4 separate regions of the Homo sapiens genome follow, and regions 1, 2 and 3 are each linked to region 4. Evidence: chromatin loops called from intact Hi-C (ENCODE). Cell type or tissue: CD4-positive, alpha-beta T cell. All regions are shown on one strand.

Region 1 (5,000 bases), 140 kb before region 4:
AATCAGACATACGCTGAGTTCCGGGCTGAGGTCTCCAAGAGCCCCCAGGCCTTCCTGCCCTTTGGCTTCCCTGAGGCACGCTGTGTCCCCAACACGGCAGGGCCACATGGGGGCGCCTGAGTGTCACACATCCCCGCGGAGCACCAGGAAGCAGGCAGAAGCTGCCCAGAGGGAAAACCCAGCGAGATGCCAGCACAGCCCTGGTCTCGCAGTCTGAGGAGGACAGGCATGCTTCTCACGAGGTTGTGCTCTTGTCACTGAAGGGAAGGCCTGGCATGTGCGTGGCAGTGTGACAGGCTGGACATTGACATTTCCTAGGGGCTGCTCTCCCTGCATCACCCCCTTTTTTTTGTCAGCTTAGCAATTTTATGGGGTGGGTATTACCTGGACTTTACTGGGAAGACACCGAGGTTTAAAATGACTGAGTAACTTGACCAAGACCCCTAGTTAGAAAGTGACCTGGCTTGGAAAACTGTGCCCACCTCTGACAAGATGAACCAACCGGGTCATCCACTTCAGTGCATCACCAGCCAAACAGAGATTTGTATATGTAGTGCTGTTGAGGAGGAAGCCCTCTTGTGTGGGTGTGGTGGGAAGGGAGCAGGGCAGGGACACCTGCCTTTGCAGCGTTCTGGCTGGTGTCCCGGAAGGTGGGGAGGCAGCAAGCCAGGGTGATAAGCTAACCGCATGGCCAACCAGCTGCAAGCCTTCAGGGTTCCGGGCTTGCATCTGCCTGGGTCTTTGCTAGGCCCTTTTAGCAGGCTCCGTCTCTATGTCAGGCACCTCCCTCTCTCTTGCACATGCACGGTTTTGAGGAGAAGTTTTGAGGAGAAGCCATTTAATTCCCAAACACGTTACTGCTGCCCCATGTCTGGGTCTGGACTTCCCCAGCTGGCTGATTATTTAAGTTCAAATTGGATTTATGCACTGACTTTCTTTTCTTGGAGGGAAAGGCATGACCTGCCCTGGGCAGAGTAACTAAGCAGGAAGAAACTGTGTGCTGAGTGCCGAGGGCTGACATCACAAGCAGCCAGGCTGCTGCAGAGCAGGCTGCAGGGAGAGGGATGGACTCAGCCACAGCCCAGTCTGGAGCGAAGGTGAGAACTGGAAATCCTTAGGCTGGTGCAACAGACAGAACAGCCCAGTGCTGTGTGTCCTGCAGACCCTGTGCACAGTGAAGGCCTATTCCCTGTGGATTCCTGCCCTGAGCTGCAAGGAGGAGGGAATCTACAGTGGGAGAGCTGCTGAGGCTAGCACTGTGCTAGTCACAGATTGCCACACTCTGGGGTCCAGGCTGGGAACAGAAATGAGAGCCTTGGTCAGGAGGGAGCTTCTGGGACCTGCCGTGTGTACAGGAAGCAGCATCTACTCAACCTCTGCAGATAGTTGCTATGTGGGGATGCGTTTCTAAAGACATGGATTCTCCTGCTTTTCAAAAGAATGTTCTCATTTTAAAGTCCCAATTCAACCAAGCCAATACTTCAAAAAACACAGCCAAACTCACACATATGTGGGCGGCAACTACCCTACGGGCTGCCACTTGGTGACCTATGTCTACCTATTTCCTGCCTGGAATAGATAGGAAGTACTGTTATTCCCATTTTGCAGATGGGGAAACAGAAGTCCTGCAGGCTGAGGAACTTGACGGTAGCGGCAGAGCTGAGCCTTAGAATTTGGCAAAAGGCGGAAGAAACCCTACCTTAGGCATGGGGAACTCACATGCTCCCGCGCAGTAGTAGGCATCAAAAGATTTCGGTGAGATTATCCATTCATTCCAGCCGATGTCTGCGAAGTCCACCTTCAGGTACCTCCGGGAGCACACCCTCGGCTCATCCCACTGCTTCCTCCGGGCTTTCTGCATCGTCTTCTCGTCAAAGTCCAGCACCTGCGAGGCGGCCATGAACACCTCCTGGCCCTTCTTCCTGCGGTCTTTGCGCCCTGGCCGGGGTTTCAGCGCCCGGAAGGGGCTGGGCCACAGCTGGTGCTTGTGGAAGTGCTGTGCGTGGGCGCGCGGCGGCCTCTCATCCAGCCCCGGCAGCTCGTTGTCCTGGAGGGGCCCAGTGGCCTGCGCGGCTCGGCGCACGCGGGGGTCCGCTGAGTTGTTGGGGGCTGCGCGGGGCTCGGGGTCTCCGGCAGGGAAGGGGTCGTATCTCTGCAGCGTCACTGCCACGCTGTTGGGCTCCGAGATGGCCAGATCGTTGGCATAGACTAGGATGTAGGGCGCATAGGGGCTGGGCCGGGGCACCCCCGGGTCCCTCTCCTCAGAATCCAGCTGGGCGGAGAGGAGCAGCTCGCCATCCCGGCGGGCCGCCTTGACGATGGGGGAGATGTCCTTGGCCTGCCACAGGCCGCGCGGTGGGGGCGCCAGGGCCATGGCCCCGCGGAGTAGCCCCTGTGTGGCCGTGTTCTGCGAGAGGCTGCGGAAGAGCAGGTGCTGGCGTGTGGGCGGGCCCAGGGGCAGCGGGCGGCCTGAAGCGTTCTTGGCCCGCGGCTTGCATAGCACCTCGAGCGCTCGAGGCCACCGAGGCGGCTCTGAGTAGAAGTGGAAAGTGGCCGTAAGGATCATTTCCGAGTCTTGCATGGAAGTCAGGTTGAAGAAATACACGGCCTTCTGGTCGACCACTTCTGTGAGGGAAGGAGAGACCACAGGCTGTGAAGTTCTCGCTCGTGCTCCTGAGGGTCTCCCACCCAGGGCTGGAGGAGCAAACGCCCACCGATCCACACTTTCAGGACCATCCTCCTCCCCCGCTTTGCTTCCCTCCTTTCGTGTAATCCTCACATGAAACTGATGAGGGCGCCCTTTGCAATCCTCAGTGCACAGGTGAGGAATTAAGGTTGAGATTGTCAATATCCCGTAGCAAACAACAACAACAACAAAAAGCAACAGCAAAGAAATAGGGGCAGACAGGGAGGCATTCGGGCCTGCTGGACTCCAAAGCTCCTGTTTGCTCCCCCTGCCCTCTACTGCCTCTGCATGCACAAATGAACAAATGTCACTGACACCTTCATTAAGTGCTCAGGATGGCTTGGGTTGGGTCCAAGCCCTGCATCAAGGCAGCCCCTCCTGTATTTGCACAGCCCTCTATTTATGCAATCAGTTTTTAAATGCAATCATTAAATACACTTCACATTAAACCCAAACATTCTTCCAAAAGAGACGAAATAAATAAACGCTCATGCTTTTTGAGCACCTCCTAAGGGAAACCAGGATCAAAAGTACAGCCATTTAGGCATCTGCTCTTTGTTCTGCCTGAGGACTTTTAAGATTGTTTTAACAAGAAAAGAGCAGCATCAGGATTACACAAGGCAACCTGACTAAATCTCCAAGGTCCAGGTAAAGACCGGGACGTCTCAACCATTACATCTGCAACTTGGTTCAAGAATGCTCCAGCTCCGGCTTCCCTGGGGCTGCCGGCCACTCCTTCCTATTTGCCTGGTGGAAGCAGGCGTTCCCCAGGGCACCAGGGCAGCACAGCCATGTCAGCAGTCCCAGGAAGCTGCCCCAACCTTGGCAGCAGCATGAGTATTGTGTCAGGTTTGAATCGCCTAAACATTATTATATATCAGTGAGCGTTCTCAAATGGCCAAGTCCGCTCTAGGCTTCTGAGGAGTGGGGAGTCTTTCCTGGTGCCTCCCTAGGATGCCGCACACTAACAGGACACCAGAGAGGCCAGGCTGGCTTTCTCCTTTCCACTGCTTCATTTCCTGACAACGAAGTGTCCTTCTGCTGGGGAACGTCTGGAGAGGAGCAGGGCTCCCAAGCCCGGGAAGTGTGTGTGGGGGACACTGGGCTCTCTAGGGGCATGGGTCAGGGCCACACCTCTCTGACCCCTGTACCTACAGCATCTGCAGGGATTTTTTTTTTTAACAGAAATATTCCACTTTCTCTTCTTTGTTTCTGTTGGGAAGAAGGCATAATTCAACTGGGATTGTTCACATACTCTTAAGGGACTATGAGCGGGAAGAAACAGAGAAGCACATCTATGGAAGGCCTGATAAATAAATGCCAGTAAAGGCTCAGGTGGCACTGAAGCCATTACCTTATTTAATCCTCACAACAAACCTGCCAGGACAGTGTCACAGCCCCTCAACATGCTCCACACATAAGCAGCAGCCCAGGGTCTCAATGCACACTTGAACCTGGCTTCCCCAAGCATGTGGCCTTGACTGCATAACAATGACTTCCACATTTTAATCAGCACTCCAGGGGACTCTGGCCATCAGGGAAGTTTGGGAAGTCAGTGGCAGCTGATAGCTCACTCCGGTGGTAGCGGTGGTGTATCTGCAGCATCTGGGGTTGACCGATGGATGGGGTGAAAGTTCACCAATAATGTTGCACCCCCCCATCCCCAAGCTAGAAAATGCCCTAGGAACCAAGCTCCCAGGACTCAGTGGCGCCACGCCCTGAACCTTGCTTTCCCCATCTGCCTCACAGGGACAACAGCCTCCATCTCACACAGAGGATTGTCTGGAAGATCACAGAAACAGCCTAGTGAAGTGCCAGGTACAAAGGAGGTGCCCCCAAATGTGCTTTCTGCCTCTTGAATCTAAAGGACCAAGGCTGGCAGAGCAAGCTCCCCTCCATCAACTGGGGTACCTTGCATTCACTGATCCAAATATCTGAGCTGCAACCCAGCCAACACAGCACATTGTTTTTCTTTGATCCAGTTCAAGTCTCAACTCCTCCATTGTTCTGCTAACAGATTCAGAGTGGGGAGGAACCTTTGAGGTTGTGCAAAAGGGTATAAGTCCTACCTCCATGTGGCTTGAATGCCTCCTGCCAGAGGGAGCTCAGCCCTCACTGGGCAGCCTGCTCTGGGAAGACCCTCCCTGCTGGGGACTGCTGGGGACAAGATGGGTCACCCCCAGCCCCAGTGCATGAGGGACCACAGGCTGGTCCTCTCTCTGGATGTTTCTGCATGTACGCAGTGCAGGGGGCTCCAGGCTGTGGCTCAGAGAAGGGACCTCAACCTGAAATCTTTCAGTTTAGCCGAGCCCAA
Region 2 (5,000 bases), 90 kb before region 4:
AACATAGGCAGCAAAGAGACTTAGAAGGATAACGGATGTCTTAGTAAGAGATTGTAGTGTTTAGAAGCAACCCTTGGACAAAAGGCCAGGATAGAGGGATGCCAGAGAGCCAAAAACAAGCCAAATGGTGCCACTGGAGACATTGCCCTGGACGCTTGCTGCCAAGAGGCTGTTCTGATTCTGCTGCTATTGTCTACACTAGACTCTGGGTGCTGGGTGCTGCCATCCTACCATCACCTCCACCACCTGCTCCTCCACCACCACCCCCATAACACCAGCACCTCCCGCCACTTCCCCTCCATCCCCTCCTCTGGCATCTCCACCATCACCATCACCATAACTAGAGTGAATTCTAAAGTATCCCCTGATTCTTTGCAGTATGAGTTTCAGATTCAGAATCCTCAGTGGGAGTCTTTAATTGTTCATACGCAAGCTTTCACTGTCAAGAGTCAAGGAGAAAAATCTAATATTTGTGTTCATTTGGGGGGAATTGGTATCCTAATAATATTAAGTCCTCCCATCTAGGAACATGGTATTGTTACCAAGCGATCAATGGGCTTGGTGTCCAATTCACATAGAGGCCAATGCCATGGCACCAGCTTTTGAGAAAAGAAAAACAGCAATAAAGCTGCTTAATGGGCAAGAAGGCAAGAGAAAACTCTCAAACCTGTCTCCTCGAGCAGGGGTTTGGGTCAGGCTTTATAAGCATAGGGTAATGAGGTGTGATCTGATTGGATCTTGCAATGAGGTGGTGCCAGGAGGCATGATCTTACTGGATCCTGCCATGGGGTGATACCAGAGCTTCCTCTGATTGGATCCTGGCTCCTGCCAGGCAGTGTCTGCTTCTCAGTTCAGTCCCAATTTCTCAGTCCCAGCCCTGAGGTTCCTCCTGTGGCTGTCCATTTGGTTCGCCTGAGCACGCTCAGATTACATCACCTTCAATCTGGGGGCCCATGGTAACCTGAAAACAACTCACAACTTGGTTTCATAAAAGTTGAACCACATAGGTGTGATGAAGTTACAGTAGGTGCTAAAATCTCCCACTGTGATTGTGAGACTGTCAAATTCTAGGTTTTGGAATTTCAACAATGTAGTCACAGTAAGTTTCGTTAATGAGATGCCAGTCTTACTTATTAGTAGGTGATGATGTTTTCTGTCTCATGTTTCTGATTTTCTCTTTATTCTTCATGTTTTAAAATGTTAGATGGTTTTATTTTTTCATTAATCCTAACAAGATATGTGAGTCACTTTAATCTGAAGTTCTTTCTCCTTGTCTTCTTACCCTACGTTCTGACAGATTTCCTTGACTTTATCTTTCAGTTCATTTACTGATGATCACTTTGAAGACAGGAATTGGTGGGTCACACTTATAATGTCTAAGAAGATGTATTGCCAGAAGATTCTTTAATGAATGTATACGTTTCCTGAATTTCTGAGAACAGCAATTAGAGTGCTTTAAAAGTTTTCCTTAGTTCATCGCGTCATCTAGGTGCTTCGTGCCTCTTCCCTCTGCCCTTCCCAGTCTTCACGGCTACATGCTGACTGGCTCTTCTGCCTGGTGCACCCTTGTTTGAGAACTGGGCTGGTTCTTCCAGATGGCTGCTACAGTGGGTTAGTTCCTGCAGTCCTCTTCTCCAGGAGGCTTCTGAGGGCTGAGCTGACTGCTTGGAGCTCTGGGTACCTGGGCTCATCCGCTGGCAGCCCTGCCTAGGGTGTGCAATGGACAGCTGGTCTTGAGGTGGAAGGCATGGCTGCTAAATCAGTAGTTGATGTCAGAAGGCAGGACAGTTCATGTTCACCTGCATCTCCTCCAGCCCCTCCAGCTGACCTGGGCTGTGCCTGGCTGCCAGAGGAAGGCCCCTTTTCCTGTATCCATTTGTTCAGAGGAGCTGACAAATGGCTTCCTCTGAGTTCCCAATTTCTGCTGGGATTTTCCATTCCATCCTCTGGCCTGTGCCAGTAGTAACATTTTACACTTGTCTGACACCTTTTCTCCTCTGAGCTCCAAGCACTTTACAAGCAAGCAGTTGCTATTATTGCCCTCTGAATTCTGATGGAAAAGCTGAGAGTCATGGGATCAAAGCCGCCATGATTGGGCAGTGAAGACAAGGCTCCCAGACACCAGGCCAGTCCCCGGCCCTTGGCAGGACCACATAGAGCACCCCAGCTGCTGAGGTGAGGTAGCCCAGGGGAGGGTTTTCAGCACGGGCTCCCTAGAGGCTCCCCAGAGCCGTCTTATCCTGTTGTAAAGTGATGCATTGTCCTTTACTGCAGAAGAGAGTGGGACCCTTGGGACTCTTCCCTGCCAGAAAAAGTGGGCTGATGGTTCGTGGTTTATTTTGGGAATGAGAAGACTCATTCAATCTGTAAAGGGTCCTCATCTTGTCTTGAGGAACAGGAAGCAGATCTGTATTACGTGGCCCAGGCAGCGGAATAAGGTTCAGTTGCTACAGGTTTTCACCAGTCAGAGGACTTGTTAGCACTGAGAGCTGCCCAAAGGGGAGTGCGTTTGCGTCCCTGGTTGGGTCCCGAGGCAAGTGTCTCTAGCTGCTGCTGGGGATGTCCTGCATCACATGATGCTAGGGAAGGGTGACACATGAGGCCTCTTCCAACCCAGATCTTGCATCATAAGGACACACTCTAGTGCTATCTCCTCTAAGTGGTGGTGGCCTTGGGGCTGAAACCCTGAAACCCTGGGTCATGTCACATCTTGCTGGATCTGCAAAGCTCCTTAGTTCCCATCTCCTCCTTCTTTCATTTAGCAAAACTCGGTTTGAGGTCTGCATTTTCCCTCTTTTGTACGAAGCTTTGCCCAGTAGCAGCTTACTGTTTAACTGGAAGGAACATCTGTGACCATGAAATTTTCAGCAACCTAAAAAGGCCCTGTTAAGTAATATTTGCTGAGCTAGTGTTGGGAGTCAGCAGTGTGTGTGTGTGTGTGTGTGTGTGTGTGTCTGTATGTCTGTGTGTGTGTGTGTCTGTGTGAATTCAGCTGCCCTCAGGCAGGTGGCTGGAAACTGGCTCACCTTTATCTGAGAACACATCAATCTTGGGAAGAGAATCCATGGAACTGAGTATGGAGGGACACCTGGCCAGAAAGAAACTGAGAACAAGTCATTCCTACCCCAGGGACCACAGAAGGAGGCAGACAGCTGGAGGAATGTGGTGTGTGTGCGTGTGTGTGTGTGTATTAGAGAGGGGTAGAGGACTATATTTTCTGGGCAGATAGAATTCTGAGCACATCTGTGTGTGTTAATGCTCACATGAAACCTTTCAAAGCTTGGAGAGATGGGTATTATGATTCTATTTTCCCAGTGAGGGATTAGAAGTCAAATAAGCTGCCCACGGCCCCAGCCCCGGCCAGAGCAGAGCTGGGATTTGAACCCAGTTAGTTGTCTTTGGCTCTGAAGCCCTTTCTCCTCTGTATCCCTGCCTGCCTTCAATGCAGGTGCCACAAATGAGGTCCCACGGACCCTGCTGACTGGCTCTGAGTCTTCCGGCTAGCCCGGCTGTCCCAGGCCCCAAGTGCTCTTTCCCAAGGGCTGGCTGCCTTGCAGGTCTCCAGAAGCCTCCGGGTCCACCCCCATGCCTCCCCAGATGCTCTAGAGAGCTCTGGGCCCAGGCCCAAGCCCAGCAGGGCAGCCCTGTGGTTTGCGATCTGGCCATGCATAGCTGGCTCTGAGCAGGCACTTATCATTCTTCCACGACCACCCAGTCAGTCTAACACAGCCTGGAAGTGCAGCTCTAGCTGCCCAGGCCGGTGGTGGCTCAGTCCTCACTGAGCCCTGCTGCTCCCACTCGCTGTCTGCCACCCCCGCTGTAGCCGGCCCCGCCTGCCCAGCTGAGCGAGAGGTCGCTGGAGCCCAGAAACAGCAGGGTCTGAGCATCCCTAGCAAACCACAAAGGGAGATTCACAAATCAAAAGGGCCCTAGAGAACAAAGCTGTCACATCAGTCCATCATGGAGTCGGATCTCAAAATATCGCCAGGCCAGAGTCCTGCCAGCTGTGAGTCACCACCCGGCCAGAGCAGCCGCAGCGGGCCCCCAGCCACATGGAAAAACACCTCGGCAGCCAGCTGGCTGCTCTCTGCCCAGACCTGGGAGGTGTAGGGTGTCTGTGGGGTGGTTCCACACCTCCATGCTGCGGTGTGGAGAGGAGTCAGCCCTGGTATGCTTGCTGTAGGAGCAGGAGGGAGGGGACAAGGGAACGGCCATATCGACGATGGCTTCTGTCTTCCTAAGGACGCAGTCCAGGCCTGCTTCATCCCTCCAACCCTGCTCCAAGCCTCTGGGATAACCAGCAGTGTGAGGCTGGTTGACGACAGTGGCTCAGCACAGCCTTTGATGTCACCCTTTTTATGCCTCCCTGTGGCCCTACACTGCTGGCCCACCTCTTCCCAGGTGATGAGAAGTTGGATTCAGGGCCTATGTAAGTCCAGCATCTCATCGCACCAATGCCTATGGCAATGCACAGACCAAGAGCCTGCACTTGGTGTGCTGAGTCCCTCTTCATGCACTGCTCCAGTTCCTACCCCAAGCCCTATCATTACACATGGTGGGGAGGGGCATGGGGGCACGCACATAGGGATCACGTCCTTTTGTAGGAGTTTAGGCATTCTCCTGACATTGCTTCTCTCTCATCCACCATCCTGAGACCTCACTCCTTCCGATCAGCATCCTTTGTTTCTCCTGGCTTTGAGGCCATGACACGTGTGTCTATAAATATGAAGTGGCCTGGATGACAAAACACAAAGTTTTGAACTGATTTTTGTTGTCAGCTCATTTTTTCCTTCTGTGCCTCATTTTCCCCACATGAAGAGTAAGACGAGATCTTACAGAGACTTTTGGTTCTAAAGGCTGAGGGTTTTAGAATTTGGGGTGCCACCTGCCACCCCTCCCTGAGCTGGAGCCATAGCATATTCTAACGGGCTTCATCTTTAGTGAACTGAACATTAATGAGGAACATTAATGTTTTATTCGGGCAAGGAGGCAACAAGGAC
Region 3 (5,000 bases), 120 kb after region 4:
CCCCTCTAGGGAAACTGGCCAGAGTGGGAAATCACAGCCAGATTTTGGGTCATGGGCAAGGGGCTGAGGGCTCATGTCTGTGAAGAGAGGGGCCTCGAGGGGCCCAGGCAGGGAATGGCAGTGCCGGGAGCACTATGGAGAGTGGTGGGGTCTGCAGGAACCTGCCACCAACTAGATTGGGCAGCCGCTCTCCTGCCGCACGTCTCCTTTCACATCTGTGGCCAGAGTCTCCAACTTTTCAGGAGAAACTGCAGATCTAGATTTTCATATGAAAATGTTAAGACATAATTCAAAGTTTTTTGAGAAGCACTCTGCAAGCCAAATAAAACACATCAGCAGGACGGATCTGGCCAGCACAGCACATTCATGACCTCTGTTTGGTGTCCCCTAACACCCACCCCTGGGCCCCAGCCACCTTCAGGGCTGGCAGGGGGGCCTCTGCTTCCAGGGCCCATGCTCCTCCCTCGCCTTCATCCTGGTCATGGGGCTCTGCCTTCCCCGGAGCTGTCCCAGTGTTCAGATGACCCTGAGGCAGGAGCCCACCTGCAGTACAGCCTCCAGGCTGGTCAGCCGGTGTAGACATCTGGTCATTCTTCATGTCTGTCACCTGCCCAGCTGGTCACAAAGCAGAGGTCCGAGCCCCAGGAAACCCAGGACCACCAGGCTGTGGAGGAGAAAGACTTGCTGGTGTTTCATGGCCCTTGTTTGCTGTTACCAAAGCTCATGTTTAAACACAATTACTTTCTGCTCCACTCAGGCAACCCAGTTGGCACACCCTTCCAGGGACCAAGTCCCATGGCCTTTAAGGAAGCCCTAGCATGGGGCTGCCCATTCCCCAGACATGAAAGGCAGCTAGTAAGTTTGCTACTCATTAGCTGTGTGGCCTGGGAAAATGACTTAGTTTGGCTGGCCTCAGTTTCTTCATCTGTAAAATGGGAACACTATCTCATGCTAGATAAAAAAGGACAAAATTAGACAATTAGATAAATTCCCTCCCAGCTTCACCCATGTGCAGAAATCCTTGAAGAAGGAGAAGGCGAAGGAGAAGGAGAAGGAGAAGGAGAGGAGAAAGGGGAATTAATATTTGTTGAACCTATTATGCATGAGGCACCTTGACAAGGGCTTACAAATGTCATCTCAACTCACCCTATGAATCACCCTGGCAGGCTATCACCCCACTTCACACAGCCCCTATTTCCACTTCACAGATGAAATCCTGAGCTCCAGGTAAGTTGAGCTATTTGTCCCCGGAAGGGCCCAAGATTTGAACCAAGATTCAAATTTGGTCGGTCTCAACATTAAACCTAGAAACCCGGCCAGCTGCAGTAACCCCCCTGCAGTGCCTTCAGCCTCTGGCCCTGGACCGACACTCCCTCCCATGGCTCCAACATGTGTGGGCCCAGGCTCCAGCGCCCTCCTCAGGGGCTGCCCTGCCTCTGCTCTTGAGAGGACCTGCAGGCCTCCATCACCCAGCCCACGCTTCCTGTCTGTGTTGCAGGGGTGCCCAACCCAGTGCTGGCCTCTTCCTCTCGGTGTTGCAGGCGGCCTGCCAATGCCATTCCTTGACTCAAATGGACTCTGTGGACAAAAGAACACTCCCCCAACTACTGCCTTCTTGGCCCAGGCAACTCCTTCTCATCCTTCAGAACCCAGTTCAGACATACCTCGTATTGGGGGCTGTGCCTGGCAACCCCAGCTCCCCAGGCTGGGCTGAATGCCTCCCTAGGCCACACCAGCACCCACCTTGGCCTTGATCTCATTCACTATCAGTGAGTCCACTCTGCAGTGAGGGGCAACGCTGAGCTGAGGTAAGGCAGCTCTCCTGGGGCCACTGCCTTAACCTGAGGGTCCCAGCAGCTGTCCCTGGGGCCCCTGGTCCTTGCCTCTGATGCCACCCTGTGCTGCTGTTACCCACTCTCAAGCAAACCACACCCTGGTGGGAGGCCCTGGGGCTGCAGAGGCTGTGAGGACAGAGCCTGAAGCCTCTGCTGGGGTCCCACCCTGAGCTCTGAAAGAACCCCCAAATGGAAGCCCCCACCCTCTGTGTTGCACTTTGCTTTTCCCATGTGGCCACAGGTCCCAGGTTGGGGACTGGGCCACCTTCCCTTCCTCTTGCTTTAGTTTCATGCCCAGCTCCGGGTGTCTTCTCGTCGGGGACTCTGCATGCCTTTCTCAGGGCTGAGCAGAGCTGAGGGGTCCAGGAGCCCTGGTTACCCCCAGGTGACATCCCGTGGTATTGTTAGCATGGAGGTGATGTAGTGAAGACGGGTTGTCAGCTAGGATGGGGGCGAGATGACCATCTAAGCAATGTCAGAGCAGGGCACGTACTCAAAAATGTACAAACGTATCTTCCAATCTTCCAGCTGTTGGGAGAGCTTGGGCCACCCAAGGGCACAGCGCCCCCTGCTGGCCATGACGATGATGCGGCTTAGCTCACAGGGCTTTCCTCTGCAGCAGCTCCCCAGAAGCCAGGCAGGGGAGTGCTGGGCGGGGTGGGAGAGGGATAGGGGTGTGCATGCATGGGCCATTTCTCATTCTCTAACATACAAACGTGCTCTGACACCTCTCTTGAGGACCCCCTGTGCCCACTGGCACCACCAACAAATCAATCACATAGCCAATCAACAAATTAACAAGCACCTGCAGTGTGCACACACTGGCCCAGACTCACCTTACCTGGATGCTCCCCACCTCCACTCTCTGTGTTCAATTTGCCATAGTCCTCCTGCCCCACCTCCCATGGCTCTCACCCCCACAGAACTGCCCCTTGTGCCTTCCTCCTCAACCAGGTCCTCACGCCCCCAACAGGACACATACCCAGGGCCCAACCACGTGGCCTATCTCTGCACTCTCCTGCACCCATCCATCCCGCACACCACCCACACTCCAGTACTCTTGCCAAGAATGCTCGAGCATTCTCACCACCAGCTCCACAACCTCCAGGGCTTCCCTGTCCTTGAGAAAGAGCCCAGGGAAAGGCTTGGGTGATCAGACCCAACCTGCAGACGCAGCCCTGCCTGCCTGACTCCCACTCAATCTGCCCTCTAAGCAAACTGCAGCAGCACAGCACCATTCCCAGAAAGCACCCTTCACAGCAGCCTCCCACACATCTTCACAGCCCCCCACCTGCACAGGCATACTCAGCCTCACAGAGTCCCCCTACAGCCCTGACCCCTCGTTCCTATGGAAGACTCACGCCGAGGCCCTCGTCCATTCCCATTGCACATGGACCCACCAGGCCACTCACCTCTTCATCTGAGCCCCCACACCCAGAAGCACCCATGCCCCAACACCCTCTGTGGTATCCACCCTCCCGCCCACACTCAGGGTTCTGTACAGAAAGGAGGGATGCAGGGAGTGTGGTGAGCATAGGCCCCGACGCCCAGTTTCCCCAGAGAAGCCTTTCAGAGAAATCGCTTTCACATGGCAGCTTTGGTCCTCCGGGAGGGCAGCGGCTGAGGAGGGGGCATGACGGGGCAGCCAGCGAGACCATTGTTCACGCCTTGGCTGCTGGAGCCAAGCCCCTACCCCAGTGCCCCTTATCCATTGGAGGAGGCCGCAGGAAAACAAGGTCTGGTACCCGAGGGGCCCAGTGACCCGTTTGAGCAGCTCCCCTCAAGCAGAAGTTTCCCACATGACCTTCCAGCCGGGCCCTGGGCTTTCCTGCCTCCACAGCAACCGCAGTCCCCTCGCTTGGCACTGTGTCTTGGCCCAGGGCACAGGGGAAGGGAGGAAATGGGGAGGTGGGGAGAGGATGCACAGGCCTAGCCCGGGCTCCCAGCTGGCAACAGCCCTTCCTGTAAGGACTTCTGGGCCCTCTGGGTCCTCTGACCACCTCTTTCCACCACCCAAAACTGGTCATGGCCTGCATGGGTTTGGGGACCCAGTGAGCTACACTCACATCACTGGATGCTTCAAAGCAGCTGTGTGACTCCAGGCAAGTGTCAGGACCGTGGGTTCCTCATGCCCTCCTGGCTATCAAGCTTGAAGGGCCCACGTGGAGATTCGAGGGAAAATGCACACTCAGGCCCAGGAGCAGTGCCTCACACCAGTGAGTGGAGTTCCCTTTTAACATATTCTTGGGTATTGCCTCCACCTAGGGTCTGTTTGTCCCCAAATTTAAGCTTCCTGGGTTCTGACTATGTTGGGCCCAGTGGTGTGGTCTCTGCCCAGCTGGATGTCAGCCTCCCCTCGGCCTCAAGGGCCCAGTGCTACCACCCATGTTTCCTTACCATGACTCTGAGCAGTGCTGGTCCCTCTCTGAGTCCCAGGAATGGTGCACTTGTCTGCTACCGGTATCTCCACTCCCCAAGAACCTTCCTCACCCATCCTACTGGGCCACCCAGGACTTCTGGCCCTCTCTGGACTTCTGACAGGCTCTGCTATAAGCCCAGGCTCTCCACCTCCTCACACCCAGCCCCTCACAGGGCCAACGCACCTTAGTAGGTGCTTGGCCAAGGGTGGCAGGGCCATGTTCAATACACAGATTTCCTCTATGAGACTTTGCGGGGAGGACAGAGAGCTTGCCAGCAGCCTGGCCTCTTGTCCCGTGCCCTAGGCCCTTTGGAGGGAGCCCCTGCCCTGACCCTGGGGCCTCCCTACCTCTTGCACTATTGCCTGGCCTTCTATAGCCAGCCCCTCACACCTCCCAAGCTGTGGTCACGTGGAGGCCCTGCCACTCACGGGCCACACCTGCCATGTCCTCGGAGCCTTAAGATGCAGGTGTTGAGAGCTCGGTGTTGCCTGTAAAGGTCCCCCTGGAGGGGTCCCTCCCATCAGGCCTGGAGGCTCGGGTCTGTATACATGCATCTGCATGGGGCATGACTGGTTTCCAGAACCTCAGAGCCCAATCCACCTGCCCACATAGCCCATACCAGCTGACCAATGACAGTGAGGCGAATCACCAGTCTCCTCCTCACTCTGAGGCCTCCCTGCGCTGACCCTGTCCTCAACCTTTGATTTCTCCTTCTTACAGCCCAGCTCCCACATTGGACTCAGTT
Region 4 (5,000 bases):
GTGACCAAAATCCAGGCATGACAGTTCACAGGCCAGTTGTTCATCCCCACCACAGCTTAATAGAGCTGCGCTGTCCTTCCTGGTGAGGTTTCCTCCAAGCCAAACATGCTTTGAGCTGGCTCAGATGCCCAGGGGCAGAAGCATGGGCTTCCTTCAGAGAAAGTAATGCTTCTGTGTCCAGAATTGGTTCCTTCCAGTTGATTTTAGTCTCACTGACTTCAAGAATGAACAGGCAGACCCTCATAGTGACTGTTATAGTTCTTAAAGATGGTGTCCAGAATTTGTTCCTTAAGATGTTCAGATGTGTCCAGAGTTTCTTCCTTCTGGTGGGTTCGTGGTCTTGCTTACTTCAGGAGTGAAGGCACAGACCGTTGCCGTGAGTGTTACAGCTTTTTTTTTTTTTTTTTTTGAGACAGAGCCTCGCTCTGTCACCCAGGCTGGAGTGCAGTGATGCAATCCCAGCTCACTGCAAGCTCCACCTCCCGGGTTCATGCCATTCTACTGCCTCAGCCTCCGAGTAGCTGGGACTACAGGCGCCTGCCACCACTCCTGGCTAATTTTTCTTATTTTTAGCAGAGACACGATTTCACCATGTTGGCCAGGATGGTCTGGATCTCCTGAACTTGTGATCCGCCCACCTCAGCCCCCCCAAAATGCAGGGATTACAGGCGTGAGCCACCACACCCGGCCAGTGTTACAGCTCTTAAAGGTGGCGTGTCTGGAGTTATTCATTCCTCCCGGTAGGATCGTGGTCTTGATGGGTTCATGGTCTCTGTGGCTTCATGAGTGAAGCTGCACACCTTGGCAGTATTACAGCTCACAAACATAGCACAGTTCCCAACACTAAGCAGAATCAAGATTTATTGTGAAGACCAAAAGAACACAGCTTCCACAAACTCGAAACAGACCCTACAGGGTTGCTGCAGTTGGGCCGGTGGCCAGCTTTTATTCCCTTATTTGGCCCCGCCCATATCCTGCTGATTGGTCCATTTTTACAGAGTGCTGATTGGTCCATTTTACAGAGTGCTGATTTGTCCATTTTTACAGAGTGCCGATTGGTGCATTTACAAAACTTAAGCTAGACACAGAGCACTGATTGGTGTGTTTATAATCCTTTAGCAAGACAGAAAAGTTCTCCAAGTCCCCACCCGACCCAGAAGACCAGCTGGCTTCACCTCTCACTTCCATGCTGCCAAGACCCCTAAGACTCCCAGAGCCTCCTTCCTCGGCTCCTCACTGCCCCTTCCCGCCCTACTCCATGCCTCCATGTTTTCCCCAGGACCCAAGGCCAGACTTCGCTCTGAGCTCCCTGACGCTTTGGGCTGAGGCCAGGCCCTGATATACCGGTACTGCAGGAAAAGAAAGGAAAAGAATCCAGAAGGCTCCTCCTGGGCTTGCACAAATTCCCCTCTGCTTGGTCTGAAGAGGCACGTACTAGGAGAGTGCACAGGTAACAGTGAAGCCCCCTTACCCAGTGACCCTTCCTCCTGGTTACCACATTCCCCAGTGGCGCCTGGTCTATGACAGCTGTGTCTCTGCCTCCACAGGGCTCAGGGCAGGTCCTGGGGCACTTCTCCCGCTGGCCCTGGATGAGTCAGCACCTCAGGCGCATGCAGTAGGTGCTCAAGACTCAGATCCCTCCTCTTGTCTAGGCCTCCAGTTGGCCCGGATTCTGGGGGCCCTAGGGGACCCCCTCCCTCCCCTTCTGGCTTTTGCTCACACACACTGGACCTGATAAAAGTTCCAGCATGATTTATCAAACACCCTGGCTCCTCCAGGCTGAGCCCCTGGGGGATTTTGAAAGGAAACAGGCTCCATGTGCTTCCAATCCACTCCACGCAGCTCATTGCGCTATTGTTCCGTCTAGCGGGGGATGTGCGGGACACCCTGGAACCGTTCGTGGCTCTGTTTAAAGATGTTTTTCTTAGAAGCAGGAAGTTACGTCCTGCCAAGAAGAAATGAAAATAAAGCCCCGAGGGTTCACTCGGGGTTCGCTGGGAGCCGCGCTGAGCTGTTGCAGCGTCTTGGCCCGGCCGAGGAGGAAGTTTAAAGGGGCCTCTGTCTAGAGCTCTGAAGGCAGGCAAGGCAGCCTGGCAGTGACCATCAGGCAAGTCAGAGACACACGCGAGCTCTCTGCCCCAGGGGCCCTAGGGTGGCCTCACAGGGCACAGCAGAGCCCTCCTTCTCGTGATCACGCTGCGGTCGGGTTGGCTGCTCCTTCCCATTCGTTCCTCTGAATCTCTGCAGAGGCCGGGGGCATGTGGGAAGGGCCCAGGAAAACCTCAGGTCCAAATCTTGGCTCCTTGTATGATAGACGTGTATCTTGCACAAAGTACTTCACCTCTCTGGGCAGCAGATGTCGTGCTGTGAACTCTGGGGCTGCTCTTCCCCCTGCCCCAGGCTTTCTTACATACTTCCTACTAACCCCCAGCCTCCGAGGACCAGGTTCAGACAAAACTGTCTATCAAAGTCATTCCCTGGGTGAGTGTGACTGAACAAAATCAACAGCCCAGCCCGGTAATGCCAAGAGGCTCCAGGCCTCCCACAGAGGGAGGGGCTCCTCCAAGGCTGTGGGTACAGGTGTTCTTCTGGGGTTCCCAGGGCAAGCCGGGAAGGAGTACTGCAGAGCCCCACGGAAGGATGCATGAGCACAATTGCTCTTTCTTGCCTCTGAGGAAACTTCTTGGCAGACAGTGTAGAATTCATTTCTACCTCTTTTCATTCATTCAACAAGTACTGAGAGCCTTCCATTTGCTTAATAAGAAAAAGGGGCTAGGACTTTGAAAGCCAAAACTGTTTCTGTCATTTACTGACTTTGAGATCTTGGAAAACTATGTATAAGTCTCAGTCTTCTAACTATAGAATGGGAATAAATGTCTCTACCTTTTAGGTCCTTGTAAAGATCAAGCACTCTTGGATGTCCCCTGCACTGCAGGGAAACGTGGCTGCTGCCTCTTCTGGTTGCCTGCAGCTCTTTGCATAGAGTTCATGTTAGCCTTGGTGATTCATGAGTGCGTGATTGTCACCAACACGTGTTTCTGAGTGCTGCAGGGTGGGGGCTGCACTTTATGCCTCAAGCTGTCCCCAGATTCTGGAAGAGTCCCCTGCTCACTTGAGGGTGGGTTGAATGAATAACAAACTGATTTATTTCCTCCATCATGTCCTGAGAGGATACCTGGGCTGCAAAAATAAACATGCCTGAGGTCTACCAGATCTGGGCAGCATGGTGGGACAGAGGGACAACTGAAGGCTGATGTCGTGGTCACCTCCCAGCCAGTTGAAGGGCTGCTGGGGCACTGACGGTAGACAAGACATCTGAAGCCAGTTAGTAAGACTCCAGGGCTTACGAATACTGCCCAGTTCCTGAAAGTGGCGTCCTGCAGGCAAGGAGAGCACACTGTCCAAGTCATAGTTGGAGGCACATTGAAGGCACCAGCACCATCTGGCCCTCTACCCCAGAACTTGGAACCAGCGGGAATCACAGGACTATAGGTTTCAGCTCAACCAAAGAAAGGAGTTCTCAACAATCAGAACTGTCTGACTATAGAATGAGCTGCCGAGGTGTTGAGTTTCCCAGCCCTGAGGGTTTTTATGTAAGGCACCCACAGCTATATTCTAGGAATGTCTTATTGGTGTGGTGAGTCATGAACCACTGGAGGCTTGATTGCGTTCCAAAGTGTGGCACATACACGATTGGTGGTCCATGCGCTGATTTTATAAAGCACACAGACCATTTTTTTAAAAAGTGTGTTTTCTTTCTGTTAAATTATATAGATTTTGTAGTTATTCCCTATTTTATGAGAAGTGATAACTGTTTTTCATTTATGGAACAACAAAGTTTTATTTTAAACAAATATATCAAATACAATACCATTTATAATTGCTCAAAAATAAGATACTTAGATGTGAATCTAACAAAATATGCATAGGACTTGCATGCTGAAAATTACAAATAGTGATTAAAGAAATCAAACAAGATCTAAGCAAATGGAAAGACATACCATAGGCTGGAAGATGCAGTGAACTGAAGATGTCAGTTCTCCCCAAATTGACACACAGGTTTGATGCAATTCTATCAAAACCTTAGCAAGATTTATATTTTTTTGGCAGGGGAAAATTATTCTAAAATTTCAATGAAAAGGCACAAAAACTTGAATAACTAAATCAAAAAATTTAAAGAACAATCAAGTGAGAAGAATCAGTCTATCTGATTTCAAAACTTATTGTATACCTATAGTAACTGAGGTTGTGTGGTATTGGTGGAAGGCTAGACACATAGATAGATCAATACAATAGGATAAATAACCAAGAAACAGATCCAGAAAAATATGCTTATCTAATCTTTGACAGAAATGTGGAAGTAATTCATTGCAGAAAAGAGCCTTTTAAATAAATGGTGCTAAAGTAATTAGATATTCATAGGCAAAAAAAAAAAAAAAAAAAGCCAAAAACCCTCAACCTAAGTCTTACACCCTTTGCAAAAATTAACTCAAAATACATCATGGGCCAGGCACAGTGGCTCACGCCTGTAATCCCAGCACTTTGGGAGGCTGAGGCGGGTAGATCACCTAAGGTCAGGAGTTCGAGACCAGCCTGGCCAACATGGTGAAACCCCGTCTCTACTAAAATACAAAAATTAGGTGGGCATGGTGGCACGTGCCTGTAATCCCAGCTACTCAAGAGGCTGAGGTGAGCATCACTTGAACCCGGGACGTGGAGGTTGAAGTGAACCTAAATCACGGCTCTGCACTCCAGCATGGGCGACAGAGCGAGACTCCCTCTAAAAAAATAAAAATAAATAAATAAATAATGGACTTAAATATAAAACATGAAACTATAAGACTTAAAAGAAAATAGAAGGAAATCATCAGGATATGGGATGAGATAAAGGATTCTTAGACTTGATACCAAAAGCACAACCCATAAATTGAAAAATTGATAAATTGGACTTCTTAAATATAAAAACTTTTGCTCTACAAAAAGCCTATTGATAACTTTTT

The links. Peaks named below come from ENCODE experiments on the same cell type or tissue, not always from the same donor. Only the 100,000 strongest peaks of a DNase experiment are listed, where the experiment ranks them.
Region 1: a loop joins it to region 4, with 2.1 times the contacts of the local background. A loop is called at or near these places in 10 of 110 quality-filtered maps.
Region 2: a loop joins it to region 4, with 2.6 times the contacts of the local background. A loop is called at or near these places in 12 of 110 quality-filtered maps.
Region 3: it touches region 4 in a loop (2.3-fold over the local background); 11 of 110 quality-filtered maps call a loop at or near these places.

What each region holds. Positions count from the first base shown.
Region 1 is chr10:47,307,421-47,312,420 of GRCh38, reverse strand. It overlaps GDF10 (growth differentiation factor 10), which reads right to left. Exons shown (of 3, transcript NM_004962.5): 2 at 1,700-2,625. Among named protein-coding and RNA genes, the nearest start is that of GDF10, 9.7 kb to the right of the region's middle. RefSeq lists enhancers at 42-191, 1-492, 1,591-2,091. In CD4-positive, alpha-beta T cell, a CTCF peak has its summit at 102 (motif pointing right); DNase peaks (open chromatin) are centred at 150, 650, 1,000 and 2,340; H3K4me3 peaks cover 704 bases; H3K27ac peaks cover 232 bases.
Region 2 is chr10:47,252,796-47,257,795 of GRCh38, reverse strand. No RefSeq gene overlaps it. Among named protein-coding and RNA genes, the nearest start is that of GDF10, 45 kb to the left of the region's middle. In CD4-positive, alpha-beta T cell, no CTCF peak of the experiment used is centred here; DNase peaks (open chromatin) are centred at 855 and 2,525; H3K27ac peaks cover 722 bases.
Region 3 is chr10:47,045,176-47,050,175 of GRCh38, reverse strand. No RefSeq gene overlaps it. Among named protein-coding and RNA genes, the nearest start is that of PTPN20, 140 kb to the right of the region's middle. In CD4-positive, alpha-beta T cell, CTCF peaks have their summits at 2,194 and 2,393 (motif pointing left); DNase peaks (open chromatin) are centred at 1,485 and 2,405.
Region 4 is chr10:47,162,939-47,167,938 of GRCh38, reverse strand. No RefSeq gene overlaps it. Among named protein-coding and RNA genes, the nearest start is that of GDF10, 130 kb to the left of the region's middle. In CD4-positive, alpha-beta T cell, no CTCF peak of the experiment used is centred here; DNase peaks (open chromatin) are centred at 1,598, 1,978, 2,358 and 3,018; H3K4me3 peaks cover 1,222 bases; H3K27ac peaks cover 1,867 bases.